Linked DNA regions of Homo sapiens: all the other regions are linked to region 1. Evidence: chromatin loops called from intact Hi-C (ENCODE). Cell type or tissue: GM12878. All regions are shown on one strand. Each heading gives the region's core, and the rest is flanking DNA. Links, peaks and the distances in the headings are about the cores only.

The links. Peaks named below come from ENCODE experiments on the same cell type or tissue, not always from the same donor. Only the 100,000 strongest peaks of a DNase experiment are listed, where the experiment ranks them.
Region 2: a loop joins it to region 1, with 7 times the contacts of the local background. A loop is called at or near these places in 41 of 110 quality-filtered maps.
Region 3: a loop joins it to region 1, with 2.5 times the contacts of the local background. A loop is called at or near these places in 3 of 110 quality-filtered maps.

Annotation. Positions count from the first base shown.
Region 1 is chr1:66,440,696-66,451,964 of GRCh38, reverse strand. No RefSeq gene overlaps it. Among named protein-coding and RNA genes, the nearest start is that of SGIP1, 88 kb to the left of the region's middle. RefSeq lists enhancers at 5,275-5,324, 5,335-5,384. In GM12878, for the core only: CTCF peaks have their summits at 5,359 (motif pointing right), 5,684, 6,311 and 8,007 (motif pointing right); DNase peaks (open chromatin) are centred at 5,414, 5,744 and 6,294; H3K4me3 peaks cover 887 bases; H3K27ac peaks cover 1,820 bases.
Region 2 is chr1:66,720,918-66,732,186 of GRCh38, reverse strand. SGIP1 (SH3GL interacting endocytic adaptor 1) reads right to left here. Exons shown (of 25, transcript NM_032291.4): 20 at 2,768-2,923. Among named protein-coding and RNA genes, the nearest start is that of DYNLT5, 26 kb to the left of the region's middle. In GM12878, for the core only: a CTCF peak has its summit at 5,949 (motif pointing right); DNase peaks (open chromatin) are centred at 2,773 and 5,976.
Region 3 is chr1:65,806,028-65,817,296 of GRCh38, reverse strand. All of the region lies in intron 1 of PDE4B (phosphodiesterase 4B), which reads right to left. Among named protein-coding and RNA genes, the nearest start is that of PDE4B, 19 kb to the right of the region's middle. RefSeq lists an enhancer at 4,896-5,125. In GM12878, for the core only: no CTCF peak of the experiment used is centred there; a DNase peak (open chromatin) is centred at 5,056.

The sequences.
Region 1 (11,269 bases), core at 1,983-9,982:
GACATACTAGGTTTTTCAGGCTGTCAGTCTTTATAGCAGGCACTGCCTTTTTTTTTTTTTCACTACTAAAATACTATTGCTTCCATTACTAAACATCAGTCTGTTCTTTAAAAAATATTTTTGCTTTCCTTAATTTGATGTAGATTCAGCTGGAAACGGGCTAGCTTCATCCTGTTCATCAACTCAAAAGGGAATCCTCAGGTGATTATAACCTACTGTTCCAAAGCAAAACTCATAATGAGATTATGAAGAACAAATAGAGGCACAACATCTTCATGTCTTTGGCAGGAAGAAAAAAGCGAATTACTAAGGACGTTTTAAAAACCTATATTGTGTAAAGCAATATTCTACGTGTTTTACAATAGTAACAAAGTTAATCTTTAAAATAACCCTAGGGGCTCTGATGTAACCGGCCCAATGAACTTCTGTTACTTGCCCAGATCACAGGCTGGGATGTGGGGAGCTTAACTGTGGGCTCTGGCAGGGTGTCTCCAGCACCCAACTTCTTTTTGTTTTGTGTGTATGTTTCATAACCTGCTTATATTTGCTTACACATTCTTTAAATATATGTGTACACAAAGCCACATGGGTATTTTCAGAGGAGCACATGGAACATTATACACATGTAAGTAACACAGTCATTGCCTCAGGGGCTTTTTTCTCAGGTGGCAAATCTGTTGCCTCTCAGAGGCTCTCAGTTACCCTCTCACTACCTTTTCCCAGATAAAAAGTGTACCCTGAAGTGAACCAGGCTCTGGAATGTTCCTGAACCTCCTTCCTCACCTCAGAAAGAACTGCCCTCTTAAGGGTCTAATTTATTGGAAAAATAATACATCCTAAAATGTTAATAATTTCTTATAAGTTAGTATCATAACCTTCCCAGATAACATATCTTTAAATCCATAATATGCAACCTTAATGAAGAGAAATTTAATTAGGTTGATAAGGAAGCTATTTTCTGTCAAGTAGATTATACGGCTCCCTTCTCTTAACCAAAAGGCCTTGGATATACTTGACATCAAGTTAAAATGAACTGGAAAGTCAAGCTTGTGCAGAGTAGGAAAAAAAAAATGAAAAAATGTAGCAATAGATACTTTTAGATTAGGCAGGTACTCTTAGCTAAAATTGTGTATCTTTTCTGAGCCTCTTAGCCTGAGACTGAAATAGATGCAAATGTTATCTCCTGCATCAGAAACAATCAGTTAACTAGAACCTAGTATATCCTGAGCTAAATTAGGTTTTTTACTAGGTACTAAATATAATGTGAGAGAGAAACGAATGTTAGGTTGACATGGTGCTTCCCAAAGCTTGCTTTGTTTAAATGGCATGTTTTGGTCCACTGACAAGGTGATTCTTTTTTCTCTGTCTTTAAATTTGTTAAAAAAAATTTTTTCTGACAGTGAAAACAAAAATAATAGCTCTCTCCTGCTAAGTATTTACTCTGCAATAGGCACAAGCACAGCCCTTCACAGTAATCCTCACAAAAGGTCTATGGAGTGAGTATTCTTGTCCTCACTTTACAGATAAGAAAACAGGGTGCTCAAAATAGCCACTAGCTTGTTCAAGTTTACGTAGCTAATTGGTAGCAGAGCCAAGATTTAAACCAAACACCCATGTACTGTGTTGGATAGTGTCCCCTAAAAGTCATGTGCTTCCCAGAACCTCCAAATATGACTGTATTTGGAAATAAGGTTGTTGCAAATGTAATTAAGTTAACATATAATTAAGATGAGGTCATGCTGGAGTAGGGTGGGTCCCTAATCCAATAAGGCTGGTATCCTTGTTAGAGGAGAGGAGACACAGAGACCCAGACACACAGGGAGATGCTGTGTAATGACGCAGGAGGCAGAGGTTAGAGTGATGAAGATTACTGGTAACTCCAGAAACTAGGAGACAGACATGGAACAGATTTTCCCCGAGAGGCTTCACAGAGAGTGTGGCCCTGCCAACAACTTGATTTTAGATTTCTAGTCTTCAGAACTGTGAGACATTAAATATGCCCGTGGTTCTAAGCCACCCAGTTTGTGGTATTTTGTTACAGTAGCTCTAAAAAACTGTTGGAGCTCAGGACAAATCACCCCTAAATATTCCTCTTGGGCATGCTATTTATTAGCAGATTATTTTGAGAAACTAGATGCAAGAGCGCTCTGAATAGCTACCCTTTTGTAAAATAAATGTGCATCTCTAAGGAAAATTTTTATTAATAAAGATATCTGTATTAAGGAAAGAGCTGCTCCTGAGACAACTCTTACCACCTGAGAGATCCTTATCTGTATAATGAGACCACATTTATTCACTGTACATTTCCCCCCCCTCATCCTTCCATAACTTGTCCCCACTACTCCTTAGGAGCCCCAAACCCCTCTTTCTGTCTGTAGCTCAGGATTCCATAATATATAAGCATCAATCATTCAGCTCTTCTTTGAGTCTCATATTTTTGTGGGACTCCTGTGCATACATACACAATTCAAATTATTTTTCACCTGTTAATATGCCTTATGTCAATTTAATTCATGGCTCAGCCAAAGAACCTGAAGGGTACAGAGAAATCATTTTTTTCTTCCCATGCAAACCTAATACAGCTTGCAATCCTAAGCAATAGACCCTGTCTACCTATTTATTGTAGAAATTTTAGAAAACAAAGAAGAAAGTGTACAAAGCATTCTTGATCCTATGTTCCCAAGTCCATCACTATGGATTGTATATTTTTAAGTTTGTTTTTGCTTCCTCCCAAACACCATTTCATTCAGTTTCATCGTTTAAAAATAGCAGCAACTCTCTTGTGTATTTTCTTTCATTTTATCATTTGATCAGCTCTACTCCTTGTGGGATGTGCTTTAAAAATAGTGAAAATGGCTATTAACCTCAGAATCCTCAGTTTTTTTATCATCGTCATAACCACCATGATCATTTCAGCTCACCATCTCGCCCTACCTTCCTAACTGCTGCTTTGCAAGCCCTCCTCCTGCTTGTGCACCAACTTTTACTCCTGTAACTCCAAATTAGTTGCGTTAGAATTTGCTTCCATCATCTCATCTATGTATCTTGATCATCTGTTTGGATATACTATCCTTTTATATCTCTGGGCTGTGTTATAGGTAATTTATTCAAGTTATATTTTCCAACTCTCTAATAGTCTTTTCATCTTTGTTTAATTTGCTGTTTCATTCAGCCATTGCGATCCGGGTGTGTATTTGAAATCTACGAGTTTTATTTAGTTCTTTCTAAAATCTGCCATATTGGTTTTTAAACTTTTGTATTTATTTTTTGAATGTGTTTTTTTTGTAGAGATGGGGGTCTCACCATGTTGCCTAGGCTGGTCTCAAACTTCTGGGCTCAAGGCCTCCCACCTTGGCCTCCCAGAGTGCTGGAATTACAGACATGAGCCACTGCGCCCAGCCCAGTTTTCACATTCTGTTTTTCTTGCTTTTTTAAAATTTCCTTTTCCATTTCTTTTGACCTTTTACACATGGTTGTTTCTGTTGACAAAAAGCCAAACTCTGTAAAATATTTGAAGAGATTTCTTCTAAGTCAAATGCAAAGACCATGACCCATGATACAGCCTCAGGAGGTCCTGAGAACATGTGCCCAATGTGGTTGGGTTACAGGTTGGTTTTATACATTTTAGGGAGACACAGGACATCAATCAATACATATGAGGTATACATTGCTTTGGTCTGGAAAGGTGAGACAACTTGAAGTGGGGGCTTACAGGTCATAGATGAATTCAAAGATTTTCTGATTGACAATTTGTTGAAAGAGTTAGTTATTATCTAAAGACCTGGAATCAACAGAAAGGAGTGTCTGGGTTAACGTAAGGTGATGTGGAGACCACAGTTCTTATTATGTAGGTGAAGTCTCATAGGCAGCTGCTCTTAGAAGTAATAAATGGCTAATATTCTAATATTTCCTATTCATACCTTTAAAAATGCTAAACTCTCATCTAATCCCTTCAGGGTCAGAAAAATACCTGGAAAGGGAAGGGGATTCTCTGCAGAATGTAAATTTTCCCCACAGGAGACAGCTTTGCAGGGCCATTTCAAAATATGGCAAAGAATTATAATTTGGGGTAAAATACTTTTGTTTCTTTCAGGCCCTGCTATCTGTCATGTGATGCTATGCTTGAGTCAGGTTGGAAGTTGGTATCTTAATGTTACCAGAGTCTGTTTTGTCAGTCTTGAGATCTCTGTTTTAATTTTAATGCTGGACAGTTGTGCCTGAATTCCAAAGAGAGGAGGGTGTAATGAGGCATGTCCAATTCCCCTGCCCTTCGCATCATGGCTGGAACTAGTATTTTATGTTTCTTTGGAATCCCCTTGGCTGACAGGAGGGGTCCATTGAGTTGGTTGGGGGGACTTAGAATTTTATTTTTGGTTTGCATTTCACATTCTTTTTCGGATCACTCCAATATCTGGTCTTTGAAAGTCTAATCTTTCATGTATTATTTCTGCTGTCTCTCATGTGCTCCTTGTGTGTTCTTTGGTTTTGGTTTTTCTGTTTTCGTTATGAGCTATATTTTATGGAATACAATCTGTAAGAATCCAATAACCTATATTGGAGGTGCTGATTGCAGCAATGTAAGTATTTATTTCCAGACAATCCCACCATATAACTCCCTCCTCTGCTCACTTGCTTACTGCTACGGCTGCCTGCTCAGGTTGTAGTTCATTGCTTCTGTTATTATTTACTTAACTCTTAGAGCCTCAGAAGTTTTCCCTCACTTTTTAATAAGTGTAACAATGCATTAAAATTATGTTTATTGTGTGTGTGTGTAATTCATCATTGGATTATAGGTCATTGGATTATAGGTCAGATACTTTTTGAGCCCTGAACATCATAGGCTGTCCTTTTCAAGACATCATATAATGTCCTATTCCATCATAAGAATCTTTCTCCAAAATTCCATGAGAATGACCTGAATCTTGATGTCTCATTCTCCAAGACTCAAGAAAGCACATATATTTGCATTCTCAGACTGATAGCAACTGAATGGTTATCATTCAAGGAGAACTTGTGAAAGCCTCCCCTTCCCCAGAAATGTCCACATCAGGAGCTTGGCGTTTAAGAGGTCTCTATGTTCTGGTATCTGAGCTGTCTGAGGGTCACTTTGGATTACAGATTCAGGAGTGAGAGGGACCTGGTAGTGAAGACCGCAGACTAGAGATGCTTGTAAGAATAACAGGGGGAGAGAGATTTCTGAAATTGGTATATGGATTTTTGTAATTAACATTTGCTATATCCCCAGTGTCTAGTATAAGCTCTGACAAATCAGAGACTTTAGAATAAATCCTTGTCGGTTGAATTAAAAAAATCATGAACCCTTTTTGAGCTTTAGCGACAGTATTGCTTTCTACCACTAGATGGTGGTGTAAAACCACTTTCTCTCTCTCTCAGGCACACAAAATGGCCTTCGTTGTTTTCTGGCCTTCCAAGCAGAAGATTCATCTCCCCAGTCTCAGCTTTTCAAATAATCTCAATCTGGATATCACGCGGCCTTTTCTTTCTGAGAAAAGCTTGAAATCTTTCAGATTCATTCTTGAAAGCTGTGATTTTTCCAGCAACACGTCTACTAATATTTGATTCACACTGGGAAGATTTCTATGGCTGTGACATCCAGAATGCAGATACATCTATGGAGCATGGTTGTTGTTGTTTTGGTCAGAGGTGGCAGTGTAGATTAATTAATGGAAAGAAAAGAAACCAGAAATTGTGAGATTTGGATACCAGACTCAACATCTCTGTGCCTTTCCTCAAATTAAAAATATCCAACTTGGCCGGTGATTTTCAAATTGTTCTCTTGTTCCACAATGACCTAAGGAAACTTCAGAGACAAGTCCAGCTGACAAGGTGTGTGCATGTGTGTGCGTGCATTTGCACATGTGTGTGCACATGTGTGTTTGGTGATTGGAGCAAGTATGAAAGGTTCAGTTATGTTGATGCCCCTCCTAGCCCTCACATTTGTGGTTCTAAGTTCTTTCGTTTTCATGATTGAATTTTTCACCCTGGTCTACTTGAGTGCATACTAAGAGATGTGGGGCTCTGGACCAGCCTGAAAGGAGACCCCTGCAGTCTCTGTTCATCTCCAGCACCCTCCTCTTCTCTCTCCTGGTTCTGTCTTTCTACTGTCTTGCTGAGCTCTTGCTGCCTGGCTCAAATAACTCAACACAGCAACAAGAGGTATTTGGAGAAGGGTTGGAGAGACAGAGTTTTCATGGCAGTGCAATTAATTGAAAAAGAAAAGAGCCAGTTCTTATAATGAGCCTGAGTAAGTACATAAACAGAAACTGAATGTCAAGACTCTCAAACAGGAAAGCGTCACCCCAGCAGGCTGTGCACAGAGGCAGGAACAAAGCCCACAGAGGCAGGAACAAAGCCCACAGAGGAAGAAACAAAGCACATAGAGAAGAGGGTCGCAAAGATGGACAGGTGGGACCATGAAGTTAAACAGCTCCACGAGCATGCTTTGAGTGTCTACTATGTGCTGGGCTCTAAGGATATGGAAACAAATGTAAGGAAATCTTAGGAATTGGGAGAGAGGTTCCAAACTAGAGAGCTACCAGGCCCTATTTAAGTGCTTTGACAGTAGGAGGGACAGAGTGCCAGGAAAATTCAGAGAAAAGGTACCAAATTTAGTGTTGGTGGGTTTGGGAGACTCCCTGAAGGAACTAATGCACAGAAAAAAAAAGGAAAGGAAAAGAAAGGAAAGGAAAGGAAAGGAAAGGAAAGGAAAGGAAAGGAAAGGAAAGGAAAGGAAAGGAAAGGAAAGGGAGGGGAGGGGAGGGGAGGGGAGGGGAGGGGAGGGGAGGGGAGGGGAGGGAAGGGGAGGAGAGGGGAGGGAAGGGAGAAGGGTGGGAGGGAGGGAGAAATAAAGAGAGAAAGAAGAAAAGTTTGTATGAGCTTAAAATTGTCTCTCTAATCCTTCTCCAAATACCTCTTTCCTGATGCTGACGTGTTGACTTATTTGGGCCAGGCAGCCAGAGCTCAGGGTGACATTAGAAAGACAGCACCACGGGAGGGAATAGGAAGGTGGTGGGGGTGAGCAGAGACCTGCATTCATTCTTAGCTAAAGGGTTATCTCTTTTCAGGAGAAATTTTTATCAGACTTCTTTAATATATATTTGGTAGTTGGTTTTATACAATTATGTAGTATTAATAGCTACTCTTCGTTAAGTTCTAAGCATAGTTCTAGGCAATTTACATACAATTCCACATTTAATCCTCACAACAATCCCTTGAGCTAGGCAGTAGTATCAAGATCTTTATGTTGAAAACTGTTTTATGGAAAATTTTAAGCTCACACCAACTTTCTTTCCTTCCTTCCTTCCTTCTTTCCTTCCTTCCTTCCTTCTTTCCTTCCTTCCTTCCTTCTTTCTTCCTTTCCTTTCTTTCTCTCTCTCTCTCTTTCTTTCATCTCCATTTTACCCATCACCCAGTATGAAGAGTTATCAACTTGGAGCCAATTGTGTTTCATCTAGGCCCCCCACACTTTCAGATGTCAGTAGTATGTTAAAGCAAATTCCAGATGTCTTGTCATTTTATCTGTACATCACTCAATATGTTAATCTAAAATATAAGGATACTTCGAAAAATGTGAACACGAGTCTACTTTCAGGGAAGGTGGAGTAGCAGGGATTGAATTTATCCTCCTGCCTGAAACAACAACAATAACAACAAAAGAAAAAAAAATACGTGAAAGAGTTTTTGAAGTTTCTAGACATCAGGCAATGAGGGACAGTGACACCTGAAGCAAGCAAGTTGAAGCCATTGCCAGAGCTTATTGCCTTGAGGAAGTCCAGGTGTGACCAGGGAGGAGGAACACAAGAGGAGCCTGATGGACTTCCAGAGCAGGGCTTTGTGAAAATTAATAATTTGATTATAGAATTCAAATGGAAGTGCAAATGACTTGGAATAGCCAAAACAACTTTGAAAAAGAAGAGCAAACTTGAGCCTGGGAGGTCAAGGCTGCAGTGAGCCATGATCATGTTACTTCACTCCAGTCTGGGCAATAGAGGGAGGCCCTGTCTCAAAAATAAACAAAATTAGAAGAGCAAAGTTGGAGGAGTAGCCTTACATGATTTCAAGACATTATACAGCAAAGACATGGAACCAATGCAAAAGCCCATGAATAGTAGACTAGATAAAGAAAATGTGCTACGTACACACCATGGAATACTATGCAGACATAAGAAGAATGAGATCATGTCCTTTGCAGGAACATGGATGGAGCTGGAAGTCATCAACCTTAGCAAACTAACTCAGGAACAGAAAACCAAATACCTCATGTTCTCACTTATAAGTGGGAGCTAAATGAGGAGAGCGCATGGACACATAGAGGGGAACAATACACACTGGAGCCTACCTAAGGGTAGAAAGTGGGGCAAGGGAGAGGAGCAGGAAAAACAACTAATGGGTATTAGACTTAACACCTGGGTGGTGAAATAATCTATACAACAAACCCCTCTGACATGAGTGTACCTATGTAACAAACTTCCACATGTATCCCTGAACTTAAAAGTTAAAAAAATGACTTATAAAGTTACAGTCATCAAAACAGTATATGGTATTGGTGTTAAGATAGGCAAGTAAATCAGTGGATCAGAATAGAGGGTCCAGAAATAAACTACACACACACACACACACACACACACACACACACACACACACACACACATATATATATATAGAGAGAGAGACAACTGATTTCTAGTGAAGGTACAAAGGAAATTCTATGGAGAAAGGATGATCTTTTCAGCAAATAGTGCTGGAAAAAATGAATAGTTGTATGCAAAAAATGAAGCTTGATTCATAATTTGTACAATAAACAAAAATGAATTTAAATTTAAAACCTAAAGCTGTGAAACCTCTAGAACATAGGAAACTTTTGTGACTTTGGGTTAGGCAAAACCTTCTTAGATATGACATCAAAAACACAATTCACCAAAGAAAAAAAATTAAAAATTTGGACTTCATCAAAATTTAAAATTTGTACTCCTTAAAAAACACTCCAAAGAGAATAAAAAGACAATCTACAGGCTCACAGAATATGTTTTGCAATGATAGAATACTTGATTATATATAGAGATTGAGTATTCCTTATCCAAAATGCTTGGGACCAGAAGTGTTTCTGTGAGATTTTTCAGCTCTTGGAATATTTGGACATATATAATGAGATATCTTGAGGGTGGGCCCCAAGTCTAAACATGAAATTCATTTATGTCTTATGTGTCTCATACATACAGCTTAATGGCAATTTTATACAATATTTTTAATAATTTTATGCATGAAACAAAGTTTGTGTACATTGAGCCATCAGAAAGCAAAAGTGTCACTATCTCAGCCACCCAGGTGGACAATCTGTGGTTGTTTGGCATTACATCATTCCTGACTCTGCACTTATATGCTGCTTATCAGCAATCAATTTCTTACACTTACTTGCACATAGGTACTTAATAACAAAAATTATGACTTATCATTAACCCAATAATGGAACACTAAGCATGTGGGAGTTATTTATATCCTACTGCTCAAGGTCATTGCCAAGGTCTGAGTGCAAAAATTCAAAAAAATGCAACCTCAGGCATAAATGGGTTAATACAGTGAAAGAAATAATGTGTTCAGGGTAACGGAGCGACACAGTAGCTCCTCCAGAATACCTGTATTAGCTGTTAAACAACAGCAACAACAAAGCCAGGCTTTCAGTCTCTAACTGTAAAGCTGTGTTTTGATTAAAAGGTTATTGTACACTGTATTCTACATTTTTAGGTGAGAAGAAACTTTAGAGCAATTGAAGGAGCAGGAAGTGGAACCTCCAGGGATGAGGAGGCATTCTGCTGGATGGCTTTTAAAAGTGTTTTCTCCAGTCATCTGCTCCACTGACAACAGTTTTGTCTTAGAACTTTTTCTTTGATTTTATTAACTGACATGATGCCTTGCTCTAGAATGCACAGTGTTCTAATTTCTTCATAAGCCCGTCATACATTTTCACCATGTCATCTATAGGCACTTTCTCTGTAATGTTTAACCAAGTCCTTTATGCCCTCTCTCTCTATATATATATATAAATATGTATGTATATATATACACACCCATATACATACATGTACATATGTGTATATACACATATATATGTATATATTTCTGGACCACCTATTCTGATCCACTGATTTATTTGCCTTTCTTAATGCCAATGCCATATACTGTTCTTGATGACTGTAACTTCATAAGTTTTTTTTTGCTTTTATTTTAAGTTCAGGGGGACATGTGTACATGTACATATATGTACACATATACATATATACGTATATATACATACACATATACATTTATACACATATATACGTATATATGTATATATACACATATATACATATATGTATATATACACACATGTACCCTCTATATGTACACACACATATATACACACATATGTGTATATTAGCATTCTCTATATACACACATATACACATATGTGTATGTGTATAAATTCTTATATATGTACCATACATATGTGCATATATATACATACACAATGCACATATGTATGTATATGTATGCATGTATGTATACACAATTATACATATAAGAACACATATATGTATAAGTATACATATATGAACACATATACGTATAAGTATGCATATATGTACATATATGTATATGAGGGAGATATATAGTGTGTGGTGTGTGGAGTATATATACATATATGTATATTATGCACATATTCACATATGTGTGTATATGTGTATATACATGTATATTTATGTGCATATATACATATGTATGTATATGCATGTATATGTGTGTATATATGTATGTATATATGTTTGTATACAAATGTATGCATGTTTATACCACCACTCACTCTCTCCCTATATACACATGTATACCTATGTGTACATATGTGTATATGTATAAGTATGTACATATATGTATACAAACTGATACATGCATACATGTATACATACATATACATATGTATATACATAAGTGTACATTCCTATATGCACATATATGTATACATACTTATAAGTGTGTATGTGTATATATATATAGAGAGAGAGAGGTGATATATATAAACAGTCATTCATCTGCTACCTAATAATGGTTCAGTCAATGACCACACATATGACATTGGTCTTATGAATTATAATGTTGTGTTTTTGCTGTATCTTTTCTATGTTTAGATACATAAATACCTACCATTGTGTTACAATGGCCTACAGGATTCAGTACAGTAACATGCTGTACAGGTTTGTAGCCTAGGAGCAAT
Region 2 (11,269 bases), core at 1,571-9,570, 280 kb before region 1:
ATCTAGCAACATGTCATTAATTTGTACTAAGTAGATTTGAATAACTGGGAAACCCTCAATTATATAATGCTATTTTAAAGAAATACATTTGCTGAGATTAATAGCAAAATAAGCTGTCATAGGTCTGTGATAATTTCTTAGAGAACCTGCTTTAATAAATATTCAAGAAAGCTTTGCCAATCAAATGCTTACACAGAGATGGAATTCTTAAATGCTCAAGAAGCCTTGAGCATTCTTCAGTCTCATACTTGAGTTGACAATTGTTCCCGCATATTTTTTACAAGCAAACTTTTTTCACAAGAAAAAAGTAGATGTAAATTTCAATTTGGCCCCTGTCATAGGGATTGCAAACTGAAATGTCTCCAGGGGCCATGGTGACATATGAAGTCTTCTTCAGTAAACATTAAGGAAACAATTGGCTGATGATAGACACTAAAGGCTGGTACTGCAATCTAGAATCATGCTTGGTCAACAATGCCTTTTTAAAAAACTGGGGATGGTTGTGGTGGTTGAGGTAGTGGAGTGGCACTGCATAACGAAACTAAAGAGTCTATAGATGACTAAAGGGTCACTCATCACAGCCCTGTTACAGTGATCAAGTAGAGTTCATAAGATCCAAATTAATGGGATATATTTTATTTCTTTTTTTTTTACTTTTGTAAATAATAATTTAAGGGTCTATATAATATTTTGTTAAGCAAAACCACTTTGAGTGATGTTTGATTCTATGTATAAGACCAGTATGTTAATATATGTATACAACTTTTGCACATATGCCTAAGAACTTGGCAACATAACTGCCTAAAAATGCAATGCAACAAAAGCTGTAACTATGACACCAGTCATATTTACAAACAAACTGGCAAGATATTGGCACATAATTCCTAATTTCAGATGGAGGAACCTTGAAAAATAAACTGGCTCAACGTGCACAACCAAAAAATGGAGGGAAACTGAAGCAAGAATTCGAATTAAGAGACTTTTTCCATTCCCTCACGGTTTGCACAGTCTTGTGGGGGAGATGGATGAATGAAGAAACACAAATAGATATGTCATTATTAACTGTAGTAAGTGCTACAAAGGAAAAGAACAGGGTACCTTTAGAGAGAATAACAAGGGGACAGAATTTATTACGTTGGCACAAAAGGAATTACGGTTTTTGTCATTTAAAAGTAACGGTAGAAACTGCAATTACTTTTGCACCAAGCTACTAGTTTGGGGCTGGTTGGTGGGGGTATGGGGAGGAGAATGGGATAGTCCAGGAGGCAGAGTAGAGCTGAGACTAAAGGATGAGTTGGAGTCAGGTGAAGAAGGTTGAAACAGTATTCGAGGCAGGGGAAACAAGTACTACAAAGCCCTGTTGTGGGAAAGGATGCAGCCTGTTTCTGAGATTGGCAGGTCTGGCTGGAGCTAAAAGGATTCTGAGGCAGGATGGTGGGAGATGAGAATGGAGAGGCAGACAAGGGTAAACAACTCAAGGCCTCAAAGGCAATGGTAACAGGTTTAGATTCTGGGACAGGTGTAATGCGAAGCCACCAGGGAGTTGTGAACAAAGGAGACCTGATTTACTCACAAAAGACCACCTGGCTGTTGAAATGTATTGGAGAGGGGCAAGATTGGATTCAGGGAGAGAAGGCAATTGCAGTGGTATGGGGAAAAGACAGTGGTCACTTGGACAAGGGAGGTGGCAGTAAAGAAAAAAGTGGCCACTTCAGAGAGAGGTTTGTAGATGAACATCAGGACTTGATGGAGAAGCTGTCAAGAAGACTTCTTTCAGCTCATTCACTGCAAATAATTAACTTGTATAATTGATCATTTTAATAGCATGCATGCATGTGGGTTTGTGTGACTGTGCATATGCATAATAAAGACATCAAATTCAGGTTTAATAGTTAGAAAATGTGAAAAATTACATTGATATAAACATATTTGCATAAGTTTCTTTTATGTCATACATGTAAAATTCCATCAAAACAATGATCATTACAATGAAATTGTATTAACTATTAAACCTGAATTTGATGTCTTTATTATGCATATGCACATGCACAGTCACACCTACACACACAATTGATTTAAAAAGAAGGCCAGGCGTGGTGGCTCATGGCTGTAATCCCAGCACTTTGGGAGGCCAAGGCAGGCAGATCACTTGAGGTCAGTAGTTTGAGACCAGCCTGGCCAACATGGCGAAACCCCATCTCTACTAAAAATACAAAAATTAGCCAGGTGTGGTGGTGGGCGCCTGTAATCTCAGCTACTTGGGAGGCTGAGGCAGGAGAACCACTTGAACCCAGGAGGCGGAGGTTGCAGAGAGCTGAGATGGTGCCACTGCACTCCAGCCTAGGCAACAGAGCAAGACTCTATCTCAAAAATAAAATAAAAATAAAAAGATGCTCATACAATGAAAGGATTTTATTCTTGTTATTTGGCTCATTTCCCACCATTGTCATCCACTGTCTGTTGATAATGAGTAAAACAGACGATGAACAAACTGTTGCTGATACAGATTTTCTTACCCTGTCTCTCTAACCACTTGAGATAGTTGGCCATTAAAACACGTATATGCATATGCAGTCACACATTCACACACAACCACCCACAACAAATTTTGATAGCTGGTAAAAGTTCTGTGCTTGAATCTACAAATATATCTGAGTGGTGGTAATTTCACTATAGTGCGACCCTGTTGCTAAGATATATCCCTCATCTAAGTACAAAGTACTAAGCCACATGTATCTCTGAAAAATTTATGCAAAATCATATTTACCAGCAGAGAAGTTGGGGGTTTGGCAGGACGTGTTCTAACCTGCTGAAATTTATCACCCGAAAAGTCAGAGCAGCTGGGGACGGGTTGTTGGCAAAGTGTCTGGTGATGCCAGCAGGAAATGACAACACCATTTCTCCGGTAATCTTAACGATACATCTGGCATATCAAAACACAGAGAGGAAAGAGAGAGAAAATCCATGTCAATACACTGAATCAAAACTGCTGTGAAAAACAATTTATGAGGCAATGTTAAATAGCAGAAGAGATAAAAGGCAGGCTCTTACAATTCCATTAAAAAATACTTTAACTTCTATTTTAGGTTCAGGGGTACATGTGCAGGTTTGTTATATAGGTAAACATGTGACTTGGGGGTTTGGTGTACAGATTATTTTGTCACCTGGGTACTAAGCATAGTATTTGACAGTTTTTTTTTTCTGAACTTTTCTCTTCTCCCATCCTCCTCCCTCAAGCAGGCCCTAGTTTCTTTTGTTCCTCTCTTTCTGTCAACATGTTCTCATTATTCAGCTCCCACTTATAAGTGAGAACATGTGGTGTTTGTTTTTCTGTTCCTGTGTTGGTTTGGGAAGGATAATGGCCTCCAGTTCCATCCATGTTCCTGCAAAGGACATGATCTCATTCTTTTTTTATGGCTGCATAGTATTCCATGGTGTATATGTAACACATTTTCTTTATCTAGTCTATCATTGATGGCCGTTTAGGTTGACTCTGTGTCTTAGCTATTGTGAAGAGTACTGCAATGAACATACCAATGCATGTGTCTTGATGATAGAATGATTTATATTTCTTTGGGAATATAACCGGTAATGGGATCTCTGGGTCAAAGGGTAGTTCTGTTTTTAGTTCTTTGAGGAATCACCACACTATTTTCTACAATGGTTGAATTAATTTACACTCTCACCAGCAGTGTATCATTTCTAACTTATCTGAGAACTCAATGGTCAGCACTTATTTTAAAAAGTGACTATTTTGTTTTATGTGTTTTGAAATGTAAGAAGAAAAGTACAGCTTTTCTCTTTCTGTAGAAGTCTATAGCTTCACCTCATGAATAGAATCCTCTACTCTGGTGGTTCTCCCTCACTTTGATTTCTGAATCTTTGGCAGCATATTTGAAGATAGTATATTGTACAATGTTATCACATTATTTCCTGGACTTGTCTTACTTAGCTCTTCGAGTAACATGAGTAATGCCTTTAGCATGTTGTTTTATGTACTCATGAGGTAAAGTTTTTGCCTTGCACTTAACTAGTTCTTCATTCCATTAATTTGTCTATTTGGTCAAAATTGTAAACTCAGTCATATAAGTTAACACAATGGGATGATAGCGTGGAAGGAAAAACAATTCTTTTTTTTTAAAAAAGGCTTTATGAAGATATAATTGATATATAATAAACTGAACTTATATACAGTGTAAAACTCCATGAGATTATATGATGTAAAATCATCATACAATTAAGAAAATGAACATTTCCATCATCCCTGAAAGTTTTCTTATGCTTTTTTGCAATCCCTTTTTGTAATCTCTCCCACTGCCTCCTTTCCCTGTCCCTAGGCAAGAGTTAATATGCTTCACTATAACTTCATTTGCAATTTCTAGAATTTCATATAACAGAATTGTAAGGTGTGTGATTTTTTGTTTCTTTCACTGCACATAATTATTTTGAGACTTGTTCATGTAGTTGTGTGCACTAATAGTTCATTTCTTTTTGTGGCTGTGTAGTGTATGGGTATACCACAGTTTTAAAAAATACATTCACCTACTGAAGAACATTTGGCTTCTTTCCAGTTTTTGCCTATTACAAATAAAGGTGCAATGAATACGCGTGTACGGGTATTAGTATGAATATACCCTGTCATTTCTCTTGGTAAGTACACAGGAGGAGAGTCACTAGCTCACATAATAGGTGTAGACTCTCAAAGAAACTGCCTAACTGTTTTCTAAAGTGGAAAATACAGCTGTGCATGAGGGTTTTAGTTCTTCCACATTCTCACCAACACTTGGTAGAACTGATCATTTTAATCTTAGCCATTCTCATAGGTGAGTAGTGGTATCTTCTTGTTGTTTTAATTTGCATTTCCATAATGGCTAAGGATCATCAGCATCTTTTATGTGCTTGTCATCAGTTATCCTCTGCTTAAACTGTCTGCCAAGTTTTTAAATAGGGTTGTTTGTTCTCTTATTGAATGTCAAGGTTTCTTTATACATTCTGGGAATGTCATTTATCAGATATATAATTTGCAGCCCAGTCTGTGGCTTGTTTTGTTTTTTCTTTCTCTTAAAAGGACATTTGAAGAGCAGAAGTTTTTAATTCATCAATTTATTCTTTTATGGGTTATATCTAATCCAGTCATTCTTTCGGTGTCTTATTTAAGAAATCTTTGCCAAACCGAAGGTCACAAAAGTTTCATTTGTATTTTCTTTTTCCTTTTTGAGACAGGATCTTTCTCTGTCACCCAGACTGGAGTGCAGTCGTGTGAGCATAGCTCACTGTAGTCTCAAACTCCTGGCCTCAAGCAGTCCTCCTGCCTTGGCCTCCCGAACTGCTGGAATTACAGGCATGAGCCACTGCAACTGTCTCACTTATATTTTCTTCTAGAAGTTTAAAAAAAAATCTTTGAGTTTACATTTAGCTTCATTACCCATTTTCACCTATTTTAGTCTTACAATGTATATAGTGTCAAGTATGGATCTCAGTTCATTTTGTGTGTGTGTGGATATGAATATCCAGTTGTTTCAGCATCATTTTTTTGAGAAGACTGTCCTTTCTCCACCGAATTACCTTGAAAATTTTGTTGAAATCTAATTGCCCTTATCTGTGTGAGTCAATTTCTGGATTCACGATTCATTCTGTTCTATAGATTTATTTGGTCTATTTTTTAAGCCAGTATTGCACTGTCTTGATTACAGTAGCTTTATGATAGTTCTGAAATCAAGTAATGTTAGTCCTCTAACTTTGTTCCTTTTCATAGTTGTTTTCGCTATGGTAGGCCCTTTGAATTTCCACATGAGGTTTATAATCACCGTGTCAATGTCTATATAAAATCAATCATTGCCTCCCCGTTCCAATTCACCCTTTACTGACTGCTCTGAGAAAATTAACGGATCTTTATTGTATTTTTCTCTTTGCCTGCAGGAACCATGCTTAGTTTTGTCAGTAGAGGGCGCTAGAGAGACATTGCAGGAGAAAGGGGTTTTCCTTCACCCTTCCAGCCTGCTTGCAAATGCAGGCTCTTGCAATGCACAAGGCTTACGTAGTGCTAGGTTGTTGAAGTTACAAGAGGCTTGTGTGTGGCTCCTGCAGTGCATGTAGTGTCCCCAGAGTGTAGGTTTTGCAAGCCATATAACTCTGCCAGTGCCTGGTAGCACAGACAGCTTTCCTGTCATCTGACTCATGTAGTACAACTGGCTGGGCTGCCACAATGCCCAGATCTTGCAATGCAGATGGATTCTTTTCCAGCCTCCTGCCATGTTCACACCTTCTCCACTGCCATCTTCTGCAGTGCATGGTGGCGGCAGCACCCATCAACCTTAGCTTCCCCTGGCAATTCCCTCGGCCAGTTTTGTAGTAGAGTGCCTCAGTGAAACACCTTCCCATGAGCAGCTGGAAGTCAGCTGGGCTCTCCTTATGCCAGGCCTGAAAACTCTCAAGCAGGTAAGCTGGAGCAATCATAGGGCACACCTCCCCTTTTAGGGATCACTGCCTTCGCCTGAAGTCCAGTGTCTTGCAAGTCATTGTTTTATATATTTTGCTTATTTTTAAGCTGTTTGAGGTAGAAGGGTAAATTGGTCTGTTACTCTACCTTGGCTAAAGCAGAAATTTCACAAGGATTTTATTCTTCTTTGGGACACAGTAAATGCTTAAAGTGAGTGAGCTTCTTTATGATTTCCTCCAATGTCTCCACAGCTGACTCTTGTAGTACTTCACCTCTAAGTTCAGGTATGTACTTTCTGGGGAAATTGATGTTAATAAATGAAAACTTTGCTCACATTGGAGCATGGAGACTCCACGTTGTCCTACAGTCACCTTGGATATTGTGTAACTCTAATGGATGAAACACACATGGTTCAGGTGAGGTGCTGTCTGGCATACATTCAAAATAGCTTAAATGAGGAACTGCTATAACCTTGTAGGTATAAGGCTGGGTTTGGGGCAGAGATTGGGAGCAGATGAGCTTCTTAAAGATGCCATGTGAGCCTCCCTCACTCAGGTGTTAAATCCATAACTTTGTAGTGCTCTGAATGGGATTTTTGGTTTCTGGAAGTTTGCATTTCCATCTCTCCTGGAGAACACTGCTGACCTCCCAGTTTGGGAGCAAACTGCTGTCTTCCTTCTCTACCTTTTAGATCCATTAACCCTGTTTGTATACTAGTGCCAAATTGGTTCTGAACCTTGATTTCCCCTCAAGCTGAGTCTACTCTTGATATTTGTCCATATGTGGACATGTAGAATATTGTTTGGCAGCTATTAGAAAACAATTAGAGCACTTATAAAATTAGATTTCAGCACCTACCATCACTTAGAATATTGTTATTAGCAGTGGTGGCTCAACTGTTCTTTAACTGGTAGGGAATTTTCTCAGTTTTCTTGCCAAGTTGCTCAAAATGAGATCTAAATGGTGTCTTGGTAGGAGATAAAGTTTCTGTTTTGAAAGCAAGTCAGACAGGGGAGGAGGTGGCATTTATTAACTCAACAGGCATCTGTCTATTCACTCCTAACTATGCAAGTTGTTCTTGTTATTTTTTCCAGTGGGGTGGTAATTTAAAAATGAGCAAAATAGCCTCTGCTTTCAAAGGGCTTACAGTGTTGGGTAGAAGGTGGGAGAAGTAGTCCACGTAGTCCTGTGTAAGAAGCACTGAGGCCTCAATTACATTTCAGCATCACAACTGTCAGAGCCAGAACTTTTGCTGACTTATTAATCCATCCAGTGTCTAAATTGACCTGAAATTTTCTATATAAAAATTTAATATTTTCTATACTCACCAAAGAATTTTTTTTAACTTAAGGATTTTTCCTACCAGTATGCAAGGTGGCTACATTTCATGTGAGTTTGAATGGTGGAAATAATGTGAGATGGAAATATGAATAGATGCTTACTTCATGAATAAAATAAGAAATCATGTGAATCCTCACAAATGAAACATTTGTCAAAAAATGGCAAAACTTCAAAGTCAACCAGCCAAGTGACTTATACACTGGATTTTCCCTAGCTGGTCACAGAAACACTGGCCAGTTTTGTTCAGGGAATGTGTGAGGTCATCAGAGATGCATCTCTCTCATAAAATACAATTTATATGTACTGCTAACAAAACCCCTAGGTCTGTTTCTCAGTGTACATCTGTGTAGATGTAGCTTCTCTTCTTTTCTTTACAATTCCCTTTCTTTGGCTTATGTACTGCTTTTCATATTACAAGACTAAGTTCAAAAGAAGGCCTTTCCGAAACATTTCTTAATATCCTCTCCATTTAGCCTTCCTTGGTTTCTCCTTTCTCTGGGTTTGCTTGGAGATAGGTACAGATCTTTTTCTAGGAAATTATGTTGCAGTTTCACGCACATCTTATCTACTATTGTGAAGACAAGTTCTGGGTCATAGGTTCTGGGAAGGCAACGGTGCATAATGTAGAACTCAGAGTAAGAACTCATTGTTTAAAAAATAAATTCATACATTTATTTATTTATTTATAGGGTGCCTACACAATATACCAGGCACAATGTAATGTGCTAGATTTGGCAGTGACAAATTGGACAAATGGTCCTTGTGCAAATTTCTAGTTTAAACTGGAAGACAGATACTGAATAAATAATTAAAATGTGATGATAAAAGAAGGATAAGAGAGAGCCGAGTAACCTAAGCTTTTCTAGGGAATTAGAGAGTTAATCTCTGACCCTTGTTTTTAAGCACCAATGTTCTTTAAATAGGAACTAATAGCGGGAGATGTGTTTCCCCAATCAGTAGCAAAGGTAAGGAATTTGCTGCCTGTGAGCTACTGAGAAAGTCTTACATGTCAGAATACCTGTTATGGGTGCTCCGAATATTTACAGTATAACTATATTTAAATGGGTTACATATCATAGTATATAAAAATTAAGATAGTAGATTTCTGTTCCCAATGGATGGTCTGAGAACAAATGGCTTTGATGCAGGATGACAGGGAACTATAGACAAAATCAAATCCAAATGCCTTTGCTGCATCATTTCTCTGTTTGGTACCTTGGCTGGCATTATTTCCACCTGGTGATAGAACTTGAGTTGTTTCCTTGAAAGTGAGTGATAAAGGAAGAGCAATTAAAATGGTTGCTGAAGATGAAATTAAATATATGAGTGTCATTTCATGATTCATTTATAAGTTTCTGATTTCAAAATTTTAATGAAATAAATTGGATCTCCCACCTACCAGCATAGAGGATATCCTACAACTATTTATGGCAATAAAATTAAAAACAGATTCCATATACATCCACAAGTCAAAGACTCAGTTAATTTAGAAGGGTATAGGAAAAACACTAATATTAATTTGGCTCAAGTGCCATGTCATTGGAATGCCAAGGCCGCAGACATCAAGCTTACAGGTGCAGACTACCCTACACGCCTGTCATAGTGTATTGGGAAACTGAACCAGGATGAAAACCCTGGCTTATATTGTGACAGGCCGATGGGACAGGCTGCTGTACCACTTATTGGAATTAAAAAATACGTTAATAACGGCTTCTTAACTCCCACTGCACCATATTTACACCTGTTCTCTGGTGCACTTGGTATTATATTTATGCACAAGTCCTATTTTCCATATGAGCTGTCTTTATCGCCAATATATCTCCTGTCTAGCACAATGGCAGGTACATAGTAGCCATTTTGTAAATATTAGGTGAGTAATTCAATTCAACTTGTTCAGCAAATATGCCTTGTCCTGTTTAGCTGAGGACACAACAGTGAACCAAACAGGCAAAATCCAGCTCTCATGGTATTTACATTCTAGTGGGGGAGAAGACAAATAATGGACAACAACAACATAAAAGATGTTAGAGAGAAGGGCTATGGAGACAGAGAACATGAGGTAAAGAGGAAGAAAATGTTGACGGGGTGGGGAGCGGTGTTGTTATTTTATATAGGATGGACAAAGAAGGTCTCTTTGATAAATTTACTGAAGAATCATGAAGGGAATGAGGGGACAAGTCACTCAGAACCTAGGAGAAGATTTCACGAAGGCAGAAAGTGAAGCAAATGAAAACCCATGAGGTGCAGGTGGGTTGGGGTGATGGAAGAGAGACGCCATGAGGCCATGTGGCTAGAGTGGAGTGAATATGGAGGTGAGGGTTGGAGGCACGGTCAGGGATAAGGAAAGGAGTGATGGAGATGGGATCAGAGACACGGCCACGGGGTGAGGCTGGGGGAGTCTCGAAGGGCAGATCATGGAGGGTCTTGTAAGAGTATTATGAAGCATTTTGTTTTTACTTTGAACAAGATGGGAGGATTTTGAGCAGAAGAGTGACATGATATGTTGAGACTTTGTAGGGGTGCAAAAGCGGAAGAAGGGAGACCAATTAGATCTCTCTGAATAAATTAGTGGATGAATGAATGAAAGCCAATTAGGAAGCAGACAAAGATGAATTCATTCTTGTGTGATCCCCAGCGGTTTTCACTCAGGTATATACATTCACTCCTGACTACTCTTATTTTTCAAAAGGGCAATTCTGGCCAGGCACAGTGGCTCACGCCTGTAATCCTAGCTCTTTGGGAGGCCAAGGTGGGCAGATCATTTGAGCCCAGGAGTTCAAGACCAGCCTGGGCAATATGAAAAAACCCCGTCGCTAAAAAAAATACAAAAATTAGCCGGGTGTGGTGGCATGTGCCTGTAGTCCCAGCTACTCGGGAGGCTGAAGTGGGAGAATTGCCTGAGACTGGGAGGTTGAGGCTGCAGTGAGCTGTGATTGTGCCATTGTGCTTCAGCCTGGGCAAAAAAGTGAGACCCCATCTCAAAAAATAAAATAAAAACATAGAAGGATGTTTCTGTCTGCTTTTCTCAATTCAGGCCAACGTGATTTTCTAAGGTATAAGGTCAGTAGTCAGTGATAAATTTTCTTAGAACTGGAATAACAGAAAATTATGCAAATTCTTTGTCCAAAGAAGATTCTACAGAACAAATACGTATGAATAAAGCATATCTACAGCTAACGCTCATGATGTCTACTTGCCTTAACAGTTCAGACGTATGCTCTATAGGAGGTAGCTTGTGATTTCTATTGATATGGGGATGTGGCAAATGGCCTTTCTGTTTTGAAGATGAAAGAGAAAAGACGTGGAAAATCCAGGGTCCACAGTGCTTGTTTCTCTATAATATTCTGGGCATAGAATGAAACCTAGATGTTGTTTAAAGAGACATGAAGTTGAAAGATCCTAGTGGCTGGCTAGTACACTTAAAGGTGGAGTTACTAATTGTATTAGTTTTCCAGTATAATATTGTTAGATTTCGAGTTTTACGTCTAA
Region 3 (11,269 bases), core at 1,280-9,279, 630 kb after region 1:
AACAAGGTTCTGAATGCAAGAAGCAGCACCCTTACATACTGCCTCTTTTCTCTTAAAGGCTAACTCCACCAAAGACAGGGAAGAGAAAACGAATAAATCTCTCCTAACTTAACTGGGAGAGATTGTCACCCTCTTATGATTATTTTCCTGGCTCTTGGTTCTCTGCTTAACAATTTCACACTGGCTTTAGATGCCTCCTGTGTGGCAGGCAGGCATCATGAGGACACCCTTTTAATTGGGCCCACTCCTCACAAACATTGTGCACCCCCAAAAATTACCATTTCTGTGCAGTACATAGTAAACTTTGTTCACAGTTTTGAACCTCAGCTACAAGTCTGGAGCACAAGAATCATCTCACTTAATAATACTTTTTTACAAATATGTTTATGAATGTATTTGTGTTGGCTTTGTTACAAAATTATTTTTCAAAATTATAATTTTATAAAAATGCTTTTTACAAAACTTATTACATAGAAGCTGCTTACAAAATTCGAATTAAAACACACATATAGTATTGTATCTTGTTTTTATCTAATTTATACTGTATCATATTAATTTTCCCAAATCAACAAATACTCTTCAAAAAATGATTTTCATGGCTTTAATAGTAAGTAGCATAATATCCCCATATTAGATAATAAGGCTGTTTTGCTTTCTTTGTCCATTATAAATAGTGCTTGACTAACATCCTTGTTTATAAATCTTTGTGATGAAATCTGTGATTGCTTCCATAGATTTTATCATAAAATCAAAATTGAGTATGAACCATTTTATGGTTATTGATACAAATTGCCAATTTGCCTTTGGGGAAAATTGTACCAATTTATATTTCTACTCACAGTTTAAAGGTCCTTTCACTAAAAATTCTTCAAAACTGGCTATTTTTCCTTCTGAAACCTTTTATGAATTATCAATTCGGTAGCAGCAACCTTGCTTTAAGTTGCACTTATTTGGTTACTATGGAGAATTAATATATCTTCAAGCGTTTATTAGCTGTCAAGGGTTGAGATAATTAATTGTACTCACCACCCCACCCCAAAACCAAATCTCTCTATCTCTCTCTCTCTCATACACACACACACACACACACACACACACACACACACTGCATTAATAATCACTAAAAACAGAAACAGGAATCACACTGATTTTAAAAAATAGCTTTCTTAATGTTTAGGCTGATCAGAAAAGAATACTTGACTTTTGATAACACTTGGACCTTCCAAGATTCTTCTAAAACTGAAACACAAGCAGCTGAGGTGCATCTATAGGAAAAGAGAAAATTGAGAAAGAGCCGAGCCAAGCAGTTGTTATTTTTTTCTCACCAATTATTAAGATCAGTTAGCTTAGGATGGAGTCAGAAATGAGGAAACGGAACAAGGTACTGTAGCTGAAGTCCTTTTATGTAAAAACTTGAGGCAGGTGAATATGGTTCCTTCCTTATATAGCAATATGTATGAATCCTTTTACTGATTGCTTTTATATACTTTGTCCAATATTCTTTGAAGAGAGTAGGATTGTTATTATTGACTGATAAGTGCATTTTATTTAATAAGAATGTATCTTTGTCATATATGATCAAATGTTTAGTTCAGTTTAAATTTTTTTAGCTTCAGGACAAATTTTATTGAACAGAAACTCCTAATTTTACAATTGGTTTCTCAATGAACCTTTTTTTAAAAATAAACTTTTTTATTTTCAAATCATTTTAAATTTACAGAAAAGTTGTAAAGATAGTACAGAGTTTCCATACACACTTCAGCCATTTTTCCACTAAGGTCCTTTTACCATTCCAGCATCCAATCCAGGATACCATGTTGCATTTATTCTCAGTTTAATTTTTAATTTTGGTTGTATTTTTTCTCACTTACAGAGCCAACAGTACTCAATTTCTATTCCCAAACTGAACTACCATTTGATAAATAATTGTGTTGTCTCGTGACTTGAAACACCAACTTAATCATCTATATGGCTTCCAAATTTATATATCTTAAATTAAATTTCTTCAAAAGCAGAGATGTAATATTTATGTTGGCTCTTAAAGCACAAGTTATGCTTGCTTAAAAATGTGTGTTGAGGGTGGGGGGGAGGGGGGAGGGATGGCACTGGGAGATTACCTAATGCTAGATGACGAGTTAGTGGGTGCAGCGCACCAGCATGGCACATGTATACATATGTAACTAACCTGCACATTGTGCACGTGTACCGTAAAACTTAAAGTATAATAATAATAAATAAATAAATAAATAAATAAATAAATAAATAAATAAATAAAATGTGTGTTGAATGAAGAATTAATGAACACACTTTTGCTGGGAAATGCAATAATTTTTGCATAGCCAAGCACTTTCTAATTACCTAGAAAAATCAAGCTTTTCCATAACTAGGTATTTACTCAAGACAAATAAAAACATATATCCATGCAAAAACTTATACAAAAAAAAATTTGTAGCTGGTATTTTTGTAATAGTTTACACCTGGGAACAACCTAAATGACAATCAACAGGTAAATGTATAAAGACATTTTGCTATATCCCATACAGCAATAAGAAAAAAAGCATCCTTTGAGTGACAGAAACAAAAAAAAGCAGATACTATATGATTCTATTTATATAAAATTATAACAACTAAAACTAATTCACAGTGAAAGAAAGCAGATCAGTGTTTGCCAAAGGATGGGTTAGAGAGAGGAATGGACAGCAAGGAGGCACCAGGAAACTTTCGAGAGTAATGGAAATATCTTGATTGTGGTGTTTTCATAATTGAACACATTTGTCAATAGTCACTAAATTGTAGCCTTTTAAATGAGTTTAACTTATTGTACTTAAGCAGTATCTCAATAAAGTTTCTTTTAAAAAAAAGCATTACAGAAGGTGCACAAAATAATCCATTGGTTATAAGAATATATATATTACATTCATCTTTTATCAATGTATTTCATCTTCATAAATTTCTGTTTTCACATATTCTCTACAGCATCTAAACATATGTACATATAATAAGATGATGTGACTTAAATATTGTTATAAGGATGAGGGAGCAAAAGGATTTGAAGACTACCAGTCCAGCCAGCTAGAGGAAGAGTGCTGACACACACCCTGAGCTGTTTCCATCAACCAGCAGCTGCCTCGGGCAAGGCTTTGGCAAGCAATGTGCTGTAGTCAATTCACGACTGAATTTTCTGTCAAGTGCCCAGAGTGCCCCAGCCCTTCTGTTCACCTGGCTCTCGACTCTGGGTAATACCCAAAGCTCAAAACTTGGACTTCTTCACTGTTCTCTTTTTAGTCTAATAATTGGCTTAAAGCTCACATACACTCAGGGCTTCTATTATCAGCATAACACTGAAGACAAACAAATCTATATTCCAGATCTCTCAACTGTTGTTTTTTTTTTTTTTTTTTTTGCCGCAGTGCCTACTGCCTATTGGACACATTATTTTTCAAAGCTACATTCTAATTCAAATTCAGTATTTCTAACCCCATAGCTTCACAAACCAATTTCTTCTCCTACTCTTGCACTGCTGCCAAAGAAAAAAATACCCTGAAGTTATCCTTGATTCATTTTCCTCTTTTACTTTAAAAATCATAATTTCTACCCATTTGCCATTAAGGTCTTAATTTACCTATCTCATCTATCTGTAGCAGTGATTCTTTGAAACTATAGAGGACCCCCTCCTCAGAAAAACTACACTGGCACACATTTTTCATACTATTTTGAATATGATTTCCAGGGCCCACAATGAAAATGTATAGATCTCTATATTGTTCACTTCTAAAATCTGTTTACTCTGATCTGGCTTTTTCCTGAGAGTTCCAGACCACCTTCCAAATACTTTTCAGATAGGTATTATTTTATATGGCAAAAATATCTCAAACTTGCACGTTCAAAACTCAACATGCCATTTCCCCCAGCAAAACTGTATCTTTTTCTTAGTCTTTCTTTAGTGAATGGCAATTCAATTCCCCCAATTAATTAAAATAGTAACTTGCATATTACTGTTGACTTCTTTCTCCCTCCGTATACCTCTCACATCTAAATGGTAATTATAGTGACCTCCCACGATTAGTTAAGTGGCATGCATTTGACAAAGTATTAACAACCAACCCACCATATATGCTTACATATTTTCTGTATGAATTTAAATAAGTGACTCACTCCTCTACAGGTGAGCAGCTAATAAACCAAACCCTCAATACCTCATTCCTGAACTCCCTCGGTAGCCTCCTAACTCTCTGCCTGTTCCCAATCTCGTTCCAGTTTTAGTATCTCCCAACATGTCTTAGAATAGATTTAGGTATTCCCTCTCCAGCCCCTACAGAAACTTTAGTGTCCTTATCTTCATTCTTAAGGTTTTGTATTCCTGGGGCAACTTTTCCAGGGCTGTCTAGGACCCTTAGAAAGCAGTTGACAGGCAAATAGAAATAAAGAAGCTAGAGAATAATTGTTTAAGGTGTTATACTCTCTCCCAACCCCTGCCCAGTGCTATCTATTTGTGTTTTCATGGAGACTTTAGAATAGAGCTTCTCAACCAGTGCATTTCTATACATAATATCATATAGGAGGCTGAGACAGTCGTCCCCTCAGTCCCTAGGATAGGCATGTAATTCCTAGAACCACAAACAGCATTATCTATGTAGTTCAGTATTTACTACAAATATTAACATTCCAAAGTGTGCCAATGGATGAAAAAAATAATTGAGAGGCATTTAAAACACAGAAAGTCCCTCCAGTATCTAAAAACAATGAATTTCCACCCTGACATTTTACTGTCTTGGAAATTTAATGCCACCAACCTATAGTTAAAACCTACATGATTATGGCCAATTACATTTGGAAGGGATTTGTCCAAGTTGGCCCTGGATCAGGGAGAGCAGCAGCAGGTGAGAAATGCTGCCTTTGAGCAGCTGATGCAACCCAGGTGTGGCAGAGCATGGAGGGCCATACCCTAAGAAGGAGACCAGCAGAGAAACTGAAACAAGTGAGTAACTAACCTACAAGAGGACCCAGAAATTTAGAAAAGGAACTCTCAGAGCAGAAACTGAAAGCCAAGAACAGAACCCAAAATTGAGTCAGAGGAAATGAGGCAAAAGGTCAGACCTCGGGGAAGGAAGCTAGAGATGCCAAATCAGCAGAAGGCTGAGGGCTGAGGTCAGGGATGAGTCAATTCATCTGCTCTCAAAGCCAAAAGAAGCCCTAGCCCTTGAGCCACCACAAGGGTTAAAACTTCTTTAGTGAAATGAAAGGAACTAAGCTTAATTCCTCACTGAAACCTCAGTACTACAATATGTTAATTTTGTCTTTTAATGGTCCTGGGGTTTTTTTTGGTTTGTTTGTTTGGCTTTACTTTTTCCCCCTAATTTCCTCATTTACCTTCTGTATATTTTATATTTCATGTAATTTTTATTTAACGTTAATGAAACAGCAGCTTTCAAGTTGTCTTAGGCAGACAAGAAATTTTTTTCTAAATTTATTGAAATAAAAGTATATGTAAATTATGTCATAATATAAAGAGAAAATCCAAGCCACCTTACTATCATTAATATTAATATTATTTGTATTACTAGTAGCTATCATGTACTTAACTTTGTAACCTTGTGTCTTGTACTATGCTAGATGACTTTATATGTTAACTCACTCCTCACATTATCCACAGGAGGGATTATTAGTCACAAACAAATGAGGAAATCAAATAGGTCAAAAATTTTTCCATGATCCTATAACTAATAAATGGCAGGAATGAGATGTAAACCTGTGATGTGTCTGATTCTTAATTACTGCACTCAGCTCTATTTTATTTAAAATATGCTTATTTAAATATGACCCACATAAAATGGGTCATTTGCTTAATGAACATCTGTCAAAGCACAGCTGGGTATTAAGTACTTTTCTAGGTGCCCTTGGGGCAAAAGAAAAAGGAGAATCTGACATAGCCAAGCCTTGAGGATGCTCAAGTTAAGTTTGAAGACAAGACGTAGTCCATGAAATACAACAAAAATTAGTCCAAAGTCATAGGTAAGCCTTCAATTTGAGCCCTGAAGATACTATTTCTCAGCATATGACCCTGAGCAAGTTATTCTTATTGTGTAAAGCTGAGATCATAATGATATGAGCCTCATGGGGTGTTCTAAGGATAAGATGAGATAATGTAGACCATTAGTTTTCAACTTCAGGTGATTTCCTCTCTGACAAAAGATATTTGATAATGTCTGAAGCATTTTTGGTTGTCACAACTGGGTAGGGGGAAAAGAGAGTGTTGTTTGCATCTAGTTGGTAGAGGCCAGGGATGCTGTTAAACACCCTGCAATGCACGAGACAGGCTGTCTCCCAAACAGGGAATCATCTGGCCCAAAGTATCAATTGCACTGGGGTTGAGAAACCCTAACGTATTCGAAGCGTTTAGCAGAATCCTAAAGGCATTTAGTAGTAGATCCTCCACATTAACTCACTATATTTGCATGAAAAGGGGGTAGCACTTATGGCATTTATGTACTTAAGAAAAGAATTAAATAGAAAATAATTGTAAATATTAATAATAATTTTAAAATATAACCCTTTAAGAAAAAGTCTTACAAGTCAATGTGGTAGGTAAGAGCATAGGCTTTGGAGTCAGATAGACCTAAGTTTGAATCCTGGCTCTGTGTAATGCTGAAAAAAGTATTAATCTGAACCTCTCCATTTCTTCATCTTTAAAATGAAAATAAATATATCTAAGTTATATACCTGGAACATACTGAAACTCTCAATAAATATTTTTAAAGTTTTAACATACTGAGTCTTAAGCAGGCACTAGAAAAAGTATAGACTTTGGGTTGGTGAAAGAAAAAAAACAAGTCAGCCCTCGCTATATAAACTTAAGCAAATTACTTGGCTGAGGCTTAATGTTTTCATCCTCAAAATTAGTATAATAATGCTTTCATCACAAGGTAATAGTAGGAATTAAATGAGACTGCATTTAAAGCATTTCCTAAGATGCTTGGCACATGGTGAGTGCTCAATAAATATTAGTTACCTTCCTCCAGAGGAAAAAACAAAATCTTTATAAAGGTACTTAGGTCAAAATAAATAGCAAAAATTACCTTTGCTAGAGCAGAAAGTGTGGACTAAGGACTTTTGGAATATCCCATAATTTATCAACACTCCACCTTGGAGAAGCCCTGTTTCTGCATTTGAAAGGGAAGCTATACACTGCCTGTCCTTTTCACTGCCCACCAGCTTTCAACAAGCATCCTTCTTTTGGCCTAGGAATGTCACTGTGGCTTATCTAGGCTGAAAGAGAGTGCAGCCCTTGGCTGCAATTACTGGAAGAATAAAAATTCAATTCTTGAACTACAAATTTAACTGCATTTTAAGAGCACCAAAAAGATCCACAGCAGAAACTATTCATAAATAAGTTAAGCACAAGGCATGATTTATCAAGATATTTGTCATTCTATCTCTAAAAATGATCATTAATGCTGCTTTTATGACCATCTCTGAAAATCAGTTTGTCAGGCAGTAATACCAGAAACAAAATTACTCATTCAGTGACTGACTTCCTAGTCAAGACAGATGATATCTGAAAGTATAATAAATGCTATTTCAGAAAGTGCAGTTTAAATTTCAACAAAAATAAGAAAATAACCATAAACTATCCAATTCCAAGCTATGAATGCTAAAGCCTCTTTAAATATCCTATATCATGTACTTAAGATAATTTCCCAATCAAATGAAGGCAGTGTTTAGATCTCCTCATTTATGCTAATATTTCAATATGAAAAATGAGTCCATATACAAATGGAATATAAAATATAACACATATAACTTCACTAGTCTAAATGGCTTAATGAGTGTATTTTCCATTTGAAATTATATGTTTGCTGTCATTTGGCAAAGCTGACGATCTCATGGCAATTCTATAGGTTGTTTTTGATGCATCTTCTGAATTCGTTTTGCAATTTTTTTTTTTTTTTTTTTTTTTTTTTTTTGTGAGATGGAGTCTCACTCTGTCACCCAGGCTAGATTGCAGTGGTGCAATCTCAGTTCACTGCAACCTCTGCCTCCCAGGTTCAAACAATTCTCCTGCTTAAGCCTCCCAAGTAGCTGGGATTACAGGCCCGTGCCACCATGCCCAGCTAATTTTTGTATTTTTAGTAGAGACGGGGTTTCATCATGTTGACCAGGCTGGTTTCGAACTCCTGACCTCAAGTGATCCACCCGCCTCAGCATCCCAAAGTGCTGGGATTACAGGCATGAGCTACCACGCCCAGCCCATTTTGCATTTCTAAAGACTAAATATCTACCCACACACCACATAACATGTTCAAAAAACAATTCCACTTTCTGTTATTCTGTTAAAACCTAAACATATTGTAAAAGCCTGATCTGTGTGTCCAAAAAATGAGCTACTCTTAAGTTGTCTTTTTCTGAGAAATAGAAAATAACAACAATCATGTACTAGAAGCATTCAACTGATTATATGTCCCTCTAAACACAAATCAGCCATAACTGAAAAGGTTCTACCCTTTACCAAGTACAGGATACACATAGAAACCTTTTGTACTACCCACATTCATTTCCAATGCTTTCCAATGCTATTAAATTTCCTACTACATGACACTTGTCAGGTCCCACCACATCAGAATTCCAAAAATTTCAGAGGGCCCCCACTGCCATTAAGATAAAGATCCCCCTCCTAAAACTCACTTTCATATGCTCAAAGTTCACAGTGTGATCTCAGCCCACCTTTCAAACACGTCCTCCCATTCCTCACCTATGTGGAAAATTGTCTAGACTTACTATTCCCTCACTATGCCTTATACTGTCTGCCTTCAAACATTTATGCTCTTCCAGCTGAGGATAATGGCTCATGCCTGTAATCTCAGCACTTTGGGAAGCTGAGGCAGGAGAATTGCTTGAGACCAGAAGTTCAAGACCAGCCTGGGCAACGTAGCAAGACCCTGTCTCTACAATTTCTTTAAATTAGCCAGGTGTGGTGGTGCATGCCTGTAGTGCTAGCTACTTGGGAGGTTGAGGCAGGAGGGTCACTTGAGCCCAGGAGTTGAAGGTTATAGTGAGCTAGAATTGTACTACTTCACTCCAGCCTGGGCATCAGATCAAGAGTCTGCTTCAAAAAAAAAAAAAAAAAAAAGTGTTTGTCTACCTACTTGATGGACCCAACACTCCCTTTAATCCTCACTGACTCAAAGCCCTACTTACACTTCACCTACTTATTGCCCCTAGGCCATCCTGTCTCTGGGACTAGATGAGGATTATACAGTCTAGAGGTCGATGCTCTGTATTCACGCAGACACTATGGTCAAAGTAACAATAACTGTGGAACCTGAAAGGCATCCAGCTACTTTGGGAAGGTAACAAAAAGGATCTCCATGAAGGCTAAAGGGCTTAAATCACAGAGTTCTCCAAACCTTCCAGGTCTCCAAAGCAGTAACTACTCCTTTCCTGACAGATACCTTCTACTGACACCAACCAAGGGGCCACTCCAGCTGCCCTGCCCACTCCAACCCTACTTGGGCAGCTGCTTTCTCTCTCAGAGGACACCACATCACATTGAAAAGTTCGTTAGGCTCATGAGTAATTAAAGAAAACCAATTGAAAATAGCCAAGAGACCGTTTTTCTCTCCTCACATTGACCAATGACTTGACAAAATCGAGAATTAGAGGGATATGAGGAAATGGGATTAGAGGGATAGGAGGAAACTAGCACTACAATCGACAGTTGGTGAAACCATACATTGGTATACACTTTCTGGAAGAAAAGTTTATGTCAAAAAGCCTTTAAATTGTGTATAGCCCTTAACTCAGCAATTCCAAACATTTATACTGGGATACTTATTAAAGCATTGGTAAATTCCAATAATTAAAATGAAAGTGATTTGAATATTCATCATTAGAGAATGGATTCAATAAAGCATAGTACACTTATTCAATAGAATACAATACAGCCCTTCATAATGATGCGAGAAATCGATTTTTTTACTCAATTTTGAGTGAATACATGCAGTTATAGAACGATGTGTATAATATAATTGTGAATCTGTGAATCTATGCAGAGGGACAGCTGGAGAAATGTTTCCCACTGCTTCTAGACATGATTCTCTGAGGTACCTGCAAAGGGGTGCCTGAATCACAAATGTGGTTCTCTTTATGATTTGATCATCTCCCAGGTCAGGTGAGTTTTCTAGCAGATGTGCTGCTGTTAGAGGTAAAAGGACCCCAGGGATTCTTGCCATTTCTGTTTCACTTTAAGAAAATTCAAGTTTCTCTTTACCTTGCAATTAAGGTACACAGTAGAAGAGTAACTATACACAGAACAATATGTAATATGTGAAAGAAAATTTGTTTTTAAAAGATAAGAAATTTTTAGAGGATTAATCCTGATGGCTCAGCATCTAAATACCATGTATATTTTCCAATTACAGCCCTGAAATCAGGATATGCCCTACAATTGACAGTATTTTACAACTGCCGTCAGAGAGATAGCAGTAATGAGAGTTTGGTCACAAGGAAATCTAAGAAACAATAATGGAGCATCCTTTAACATCTAGAAATCATATACCTGTAATGAAGAGATAGGATCAGTGGGGAATCAAGCATGTTTAACAACATCCCCAAAGCAGGAATCACAAGGCAAGCTCGATCAACATAATTGCTAAGCATCTTTTCAGGACCAGCTCTACTGATGGTACATAAAGTGGAACTGCATGGATAAACACAGATATTAGTGACTCAGGATTCTGAAGAGACGGATTCAAATGTGAATTTAAAACTCTGAAAGTGAATCAGTTTTTAGAATAACTCATCTAAGCTATTTTAGTATGTGTTCTTTTGTTATGCATTCATGGGAGAAATATATCATATATTTTATATTTAAGTGTAAGCATGTTCTTTCAATAAAAATAAAATTAATTGTGTAAGTGATTAGAAAACACTGTTTACAGTTTCATTGCTAGTATTTTTTCTTAGTCATACATAAAATAATTGTGTACCTTACAATCAAAAACAAGCATTATTTTATGTATCACTAAGAAGTAATAGAAATTCTAGAAAACAGAACCAAGAAAACCAAATGAAATAATTTAGCACTAATATAGTGCTAATGTTAGCACTTGTTTCAAAGTCATGTCAGAAGGTGTCAATAGAATGTTTTTTACACAACCAACTCATGATTGACATCTGGCTTTTATAAGACACCATCGATTAAAGGTGCATGTTGATCTGAGATGTTAAATAATGGGGGAAAATTGACTTCAGAATTAATAAAATTGATAAT